Linked DNA regions of Homo sapiens: region 2 is linked to region 1. A link is a contact called in ENCODE Hi-C data. All regions are on one chromosome and are shown on one strand. Each heading gives the region's core, a stretch centred on a gene start or an enhancer-like site at or near the end of the contact. The rest is flanking DNA. Distances are from core to core; before and after follow the strand shown.

Region 1 (3,289 bases), core at 523-3,022:
GCTTTGCAGGTCCTATGATCTCTGTGTCAACTACCCAACTCTGGCATTGTAACATGAAAGCAGCCATGAGCAAACAGGCATGGCTGTGTAACTAAAACTTCTTTTATGGCACAGATATTTGAATTTCATATAATTTTCATGTGCCTGGGCATATATTTCTTTTTTAAAAAATATTTTCTAACCAGTAAAATATGTAAAAGTTATTCTTAGTTTGAAAGCTGCACAAAAATGGAGGACAAAGTCTAGCGACCTGAATTCAAATCCTCTCTCTGCCATTTGTTATTTCTGTGGCTTTCGACATATTACTTACATTCACTAAGCTTCATTTCTCTCTTGAGAAAATGAGCAGAGCAGGTGCCATGCATTCAGGGCCTCCCTTGTGGCTGGCACTGAGCCACATGCTTTATATGCTTTACTGAATTAAATCCTACAATAACCACAAAAGGCTGAAATTATATGATTGCCTTCTTCAGATAGTTACGATGATTAAGAAATTATGTCTATAATTGTGCCTGAGCTGGCCTCCATAGTTCATTGAGTTTGATGCTTCCTGTTGTACGCAAAAATTGCCATGTTGGTTCGATGAGAGCATGCCTGCTTTTTCTACTACCTGTGGTGTTTTGAGTACCTATATTTGTATTGCACTTACAGTGAAAATTATCTAATTATATTATTCTATTTAATTACAATTGCATCAAGCTCCAATAAACAATCCAAATTTCACTGAACTGAAAGTTGAGTGCACACTTTGAATAGTCACTCCTTCTGTTAGGTTGGTGCAAAAGTAATTGCCATTACTTTTAGTAGCAAAAACAGCAATTACTTTCGCACCAACCTAATATATATGTGCACAGTAGGCAGTTTGGCTCAGGTACACTTATTCAAAACATTGCATTAAGTAAGATAATACATGTTAAATACCTAGCACACAGCCTGGGATGCAGGTGTCGGCCAGTGTTTGTTCCCCACTTCCTTAGTGACAAAGATTAGGCTTAGCTACTTTTTGGGAAAGGTGAGTGCCACCAGAAAGATGAGGCCAAGGCCTTATCAGACACACTGGAACACAGCCTTCCCAAGGAATAAATCCAGAATATTTTGTGTATGAGTTCTGGCTCTGAAGCCCAGCCTGTTCTTACACTGACCCCCCAGTTTCTGCCTTGATCAGCCACCCACTAGGCTGGGCATTGCTTCCTCTCACTCTGCTATCTAGTGACCCAACCTCGGCCCAACCCTCCAGCTTTCTTCTGGCCATGCGACTGTTCTGCTAGTCTGCTCCGCATATCTGCTCCTACCTTCCGATGCCTCCTCTGAGCTTTGGCTCCACTCCCCACTCAGCACAAACAACTTACTTTGCCCCAGTATGGGGTACAACAGCTCAGACTCTTCTAGAGGTCTAATCCTGGACACCTCGTTTGCTTTATAAGCACAATCTGGAAAGAAGAGTTTCATTGCTCAGAGCCCCTCAGGAAGCAGAAGAGGAGAGTGGTGAAGAGAGCATTCATCCTCTGGAATGACCATAACTGGTGTTTCAATCCCAGCTCCCCTCCATACTAATACTTGGGTGAGTTACTCACCAGGTCTATGCTTCAGTTTCTTCATCTGTAAAATGGAGGTTGTAAAAATATCATCTACCCCATAGGGTTATGGTGATGATTAAATTAGTTCTTCTATAGAAAGTGCCTGCAGCAGTGGTTAGCATGTGGTAGGCACTTTGTATGTGTTATCTGTTATGTCTGTTTGCTCTTACTAACATCTATATTTCTGAGTCCTAGACCTCCCCAGAGAGTGTGAAGTTCATGGTGTTTCATGGGAACAGATGTAAGCCCACTTGCTGAATCTCTCTCTGAGCTAATAATTAACAAATACATTGCACAGTAGCTTACCAGGAAAGCCTATACTGGTCTGAACAAGAAGAAACTTGCTGAACAATTCTAAAGCTCACTTCTCAATATAACAGCAGCCCTTGCTCAACATGTTGCCCATATCTTCAGTACCGTGCAGAGGTCACAGCCATCATATTCTGCCAGCTCTTCCCCTATGGGTTGAGCAACCATATGTGTCTTCCCAACCAGGACATTTTTCATTTTTAGCTTCTTGTTTTGACATAATTTCAGGTTTACAGAAAATCTTCAAGAGTAGTACAAATACCCCCATGTACCCTGTACACATATTCCTGAAATGTTAATATTTTTCATATTTGCTTTATCATTTCCTCTATCAGTCTATCTATAATACCTACCTATCTACCTATCCATCCATCTAAAAATGTCCCAGGTAATCAGCAAACCTGCTTTAAATGTCACCAATTATCCCAAGAACATCCTTTTTAGCACAAAAAACCCCGAATCATGTATTGTATTCAGTTGCCATGTACGTTTAGTGTTCTTTAACTTAGAACAGTTCCTTGGTCTTTCTTTGTATCTTATGACATCAACATTTTTAAATAGCATAGGTTAGATATTTTGTGGAGTTTCTCTCACTTTGGGTTTGTGTGATGTTTCCTTCTGAATAGATTAAGGTTATGTGCTTTTGAGAGTTATACACCAGGAATGATGCTATGTTCCTCTTAGTATATAGTATCAGCAGACACAGTATATCAATTTGTCCCATTACTAGTGATGTTATTGTCAGATTTCTCCACTGTAAAGATACTATTTTTCCTTTTGCAACTGACAAGTATTTTAAGAGTACATAGCCATCCTGATACTCCTTAAACTTTCACTCACAGCACTTACCATACAGTGTAGATTCCTGTCTGAATCAATGCTATAAAGGTTTCCAAATGATGATTTTCTAATTTCATTATTTCTTCTATACTTATTAGCAGTCTCTCTACTTTAAGGAAGAAATTTCCCTTCTCTCCCATTTTTAAATTTACATCATAGGTTCTTCTTTTATTCTGTGGGTTATAATTTGTTGCCATAGTTATTTCTTTTTATGCCTAGATTGCTGACTGGGGTCAGCAAGAGCCCTACAATTTGGTGCGTGTTTCTGTTGACATGTTTCTCAGCATTTTTGGGCATGTCCTCACTTGCCAGCACAACATGATGTTCCAGGCTTATCTTGTCCTTTTCCCAGCCCCAGGCCAGGAATCAGCCATCTCCAATGAGCCAAGTAAAACCATGGCATATTTAAGAGAAAGGGCCACAGGCATAATCATGGCGGGTATAAACTGAAACTGACCTAGAAATGCTGGGTCATATTCCCAATCTACCACTAGATGTCCTTCCACACCTCAATAGTTCTTCACAGGAAGCAGTCCTGGGGCATTTGGAAATGGTGGGATATT
Region 2 (3,289 bases), core at 224-2,723, 230 kb after region 1:
AATCAGGCTTATAACTCTAGGTAAGAAATTACAATGGTATAATCTGGTAGTTCTAACAATTAACCTTCATTTGCTCAGATGAGAGTGAAATATGTTCCCTATTGTCCCCCAAGTCTGGGTAGGGGACATAAGGCTATCTTTAGGTTTATTTCATCATGTTCTGCATTTTTACTCTTGAGGTCTTCTCACTCATTTTAGCTCATGCTGCTTTCTCATTATTCTACCCAAATATCCTTCCTTCTTTTTCTCTATCTACCTTCCTTTTATTTCTCTATCTATAAGTATACCACAGAGAGGTCAGAGAGGAAACAAAGAACCAGATGGTATAGGCATCAAAGGCCTTGTATTTACTCTTGTGATGTATCAATGAGGAAAAGAGGAAGAGATGCAATGGCCAGCAGGGATAATCCATGTAGGGAGTATCCAGAAGGAGACAGGTAGGGCTGGGACCCCAGCACAGGTGGCCTGTTTGCCTTGGCAAAAGAGGAGGAAGACTGCATATTAGTGGTAAGTACTTTGTGGAGCTTCCATGTTCCCCACAGAGCAGAAGACACAGCCACTCGCTGCCAGAGTGAAACGATGGCAGCATTAAACGTTTGAGGAAAGACAGAAATGTCTGAAATACCACTCACATTTCAGGAGAGTGGTAACTGGGGAAAACACAGTGCTGCTGGGATATCTTAGGGGAACAACTGAGGCTGCAGAACACAAATCTACAGGGTCAGTAATCATAAGACTGTGTGATTTTTGCCTACCGATTATCAGCCTAGACAGCACAAATGAAATATAAAGGGGCAAAGAAACTGAAGCCAGAAAGTGTCTGAAGTGATGGATCACTGAAATGAGAGCATCAGACAGAGGAGCTTAGAAAGCAGTACAGGCCAGGAAGTGGACGCCAGGGTTCTCTCCTGAAAGGTGTACCACATCTTCTTCAGAAGAGAAGCACACAGGCTAGGCCCAGGCTTCATCACAAGTGATTAGACATTAGAAAGGTTAAGATAGAGTTAACGGTTTAAAAAACAAATAAATACATTTTAGTGTTTTGAACTTACTCTAACAAGACAAAAAATATAGAAGTTTATAGGGGAAAAAAAGTGATTTTCTCACTACCCTCTCCCAATCCTATTCACCTAAGAACATTTTAGTATGTGTCTGTTCTTCCAAATCTCTCTCTCTAACCACACAAACATATATTTTCTATGTGATCAATATAACATCTCTCTGAAATTTGTTCCTTTTCTAATTATTCTAGCATAAAGATTATTCCTAATCAATGTATGTAAACTTAAAGGGATTATTTTTATAGATGGCAAATACTGTATAGTACAAATATATTTATTTAGTCCATTCCATATTACCGGGCATATAAATATTTTTCAGTTTCTTGCTATAATAAAAAATGGTTAAACATCCTCGTACATGTAAATGCTGGCACGTTTGTTTCGGCAGGAGGGACCTAACTGTGAGACACGTGAGTCAAAGGATGTGAGCTGTGCCCGGAAGCACTGCAGCAGTCCACACTCTTGTCACAGAGTATGCAGGAGGTCGTTTCTCCACCCCTCGTGCAGACTCATGTGCTTTTCAAATTTTCTCCTTAGATAGGTGAAAACCCTTTTCTCACTGCCTACTTGTATGCAGTAGCATTTTAGTGTTTTGTTTTGACAACATGCATTTTCTCTTCCGTGAACTGCTTATTCATATTCTTGTCTATTTTTCTATTTGACTGTTCCCTACTTAAAAATTAAGGTTATCAAACCTCTGACTGTCAAATGTGAAAATAACATTTAAAAGCTGTCCAAAAAAACAACCCCTTTAAGCCTTGAGAGAGATGTGACTGTGATCTGAGTCACATATGGTTACAACTTCCGTTCTCAGATTATAGATTAACTTGCTTTCTTATTTTTCCTGTTCAGTACAATGACTAGAGAATTAAACAATGTCAGGCACAAAACCTTCCTGCCTTTTTTTTTTTTTTTTTTCCAGAGACTGGGTCTCACTCTGTCACCCAAGCTAGGGTAGAGTGGCACAATCATGGCTCACTGCAGCCTCGAACTCATGGGATCCAGCAATCCTCCTGCCTCAGCCTCCAGAGTAGCTGAAACTACAGGTGTGACCCTGCCTTCGTAGTTAATAACCCCTGTTAAAGATTAATTTTCCCTGTGTTGTTTTACTTTGCTTAGATCAGACTATAGAAAACCCATCATTATTATACTCTCTGTAAAAAAAAAAAATGTTTTTAACTGTACCCTTCCCCAAAAGAAATAACACCTATAACCAATCAAACTGCTGTGACTATGTGCCAACCTGTATGAATAATGTTGTATTCCTGCTAAAAATGTCTCTGCCTCTGCCTATATAAATGAAACCTAAACTTCCTTACTTCCAAAGTCTGACTTCATTCCTTTGGAGTTCGTGTTCCTGAGTGGTCTACCCTCACACTTTGTGCTTGAATAAACGCTATTTAGATTCTGATCCTTTTGATTATTTTAAGTTAACACATATGTGTGACAAAGTATTCTGATCTAATTTGCGGCGTATTCTATCAGAAAGAATTTTTAAACTTTTATGTATTTAAATATGTTGATATTTTCCTTTATTTCTTCTGCACTTCCTGTCTTGTCTCTGAAGGTCTTCCACACCTTAAAACTATAGTCTCCTAAAATTTCTTCTAATATTATAAATTGCATTTTCCACTTAGCTCTTTCTCCCTAATTTTGTTCTCTTTGAAATAGCCAATTATATTAAAATCATTTATCAAGTAAACATCCCTTTTACCAGCGAAATGAAATTCAGCCTTTATCTTAATTTCTTACAATGCTAGACTCTGTTCTATTTCATTCAACTGACTTAATTCTGTATTTTTTTTTTTGTTATCACACTATTTTTATTACTGTAGCATTATGGTAATTTTAACACATGATTTTAAAAAGCTACCCACCCCCAACTACTCTTATTTTTAAGATTTTTTAGGTAATTCTTACCAACTTATTCTTACATATAACATCTGAACCAGTCTCCCAACCCTGCCCCCCCACCCAAGAAAAAATTGTCAGACTTCTGATCAGAATGACATTAAATTTATATATAATTTGGGTTGGGAAGGGCTGTCATTTATATGATGGTCATTCAGTTGCACAGTATATCTCTTTCCATTTACTCAATTCTAACTGTATTCCTTTAAATAAAAATGTTTGGGGTCAGGCACAGTGGCTCATGCCTGTAATCTCAGCACTTTGGAAGGCCAAGGCAAGTGGATCACTTGAGGCCAGGAGTTCGACACCAGCCTGCC

The links. A loop is a pair of places that touch in the nucleus more often than their neighbours do. Pooled maps may share reads with other maps.
Region 2: a map with no recorded cell type shows a loop between it and region 1 (8-fold over the local background). The contact joins the enhancer-like site here to the promoter of NPSR1-AS1 in region 1. A Hi-C loop is called at or near these places in 11 of 37 single-sample maps with no recorded cell type and 5 of 50 pooled maps.

Annotation. Positions count from the first base shown.
Region 1 is chr7:34,756,500-34,759,788 of GRCh38, forward strand. It overlaps NPSR1-AS1 (NPSR1 antisense RNA 1), which reads right to left and starts at 1,773. Exons shown (of 4, transcript NR_033665.1): 1 at 1,575-1,773. The region is part of intron 2 of NPSR1 (neuropeptide S receptor 1); the gene reads left to right.
Region 2 is chr7:34,990,583-34,993,871 of GRCh38, forward strand. The region is part of intron 6 of DPY19L1 (dpy-19 like C-mannosyltransferase 1); the gene reads right to left. Among named protein-coding and RNA genes, the nearest start is that of DPY19L1, 45 kb to the right of the region's middle. Within about 2 kb of position 1,474, at least 8 of the 41 ENCODE cell types and tissues checked have a DNase peak (open chromatin) inside an H3K27ac peak, as active enhancers do.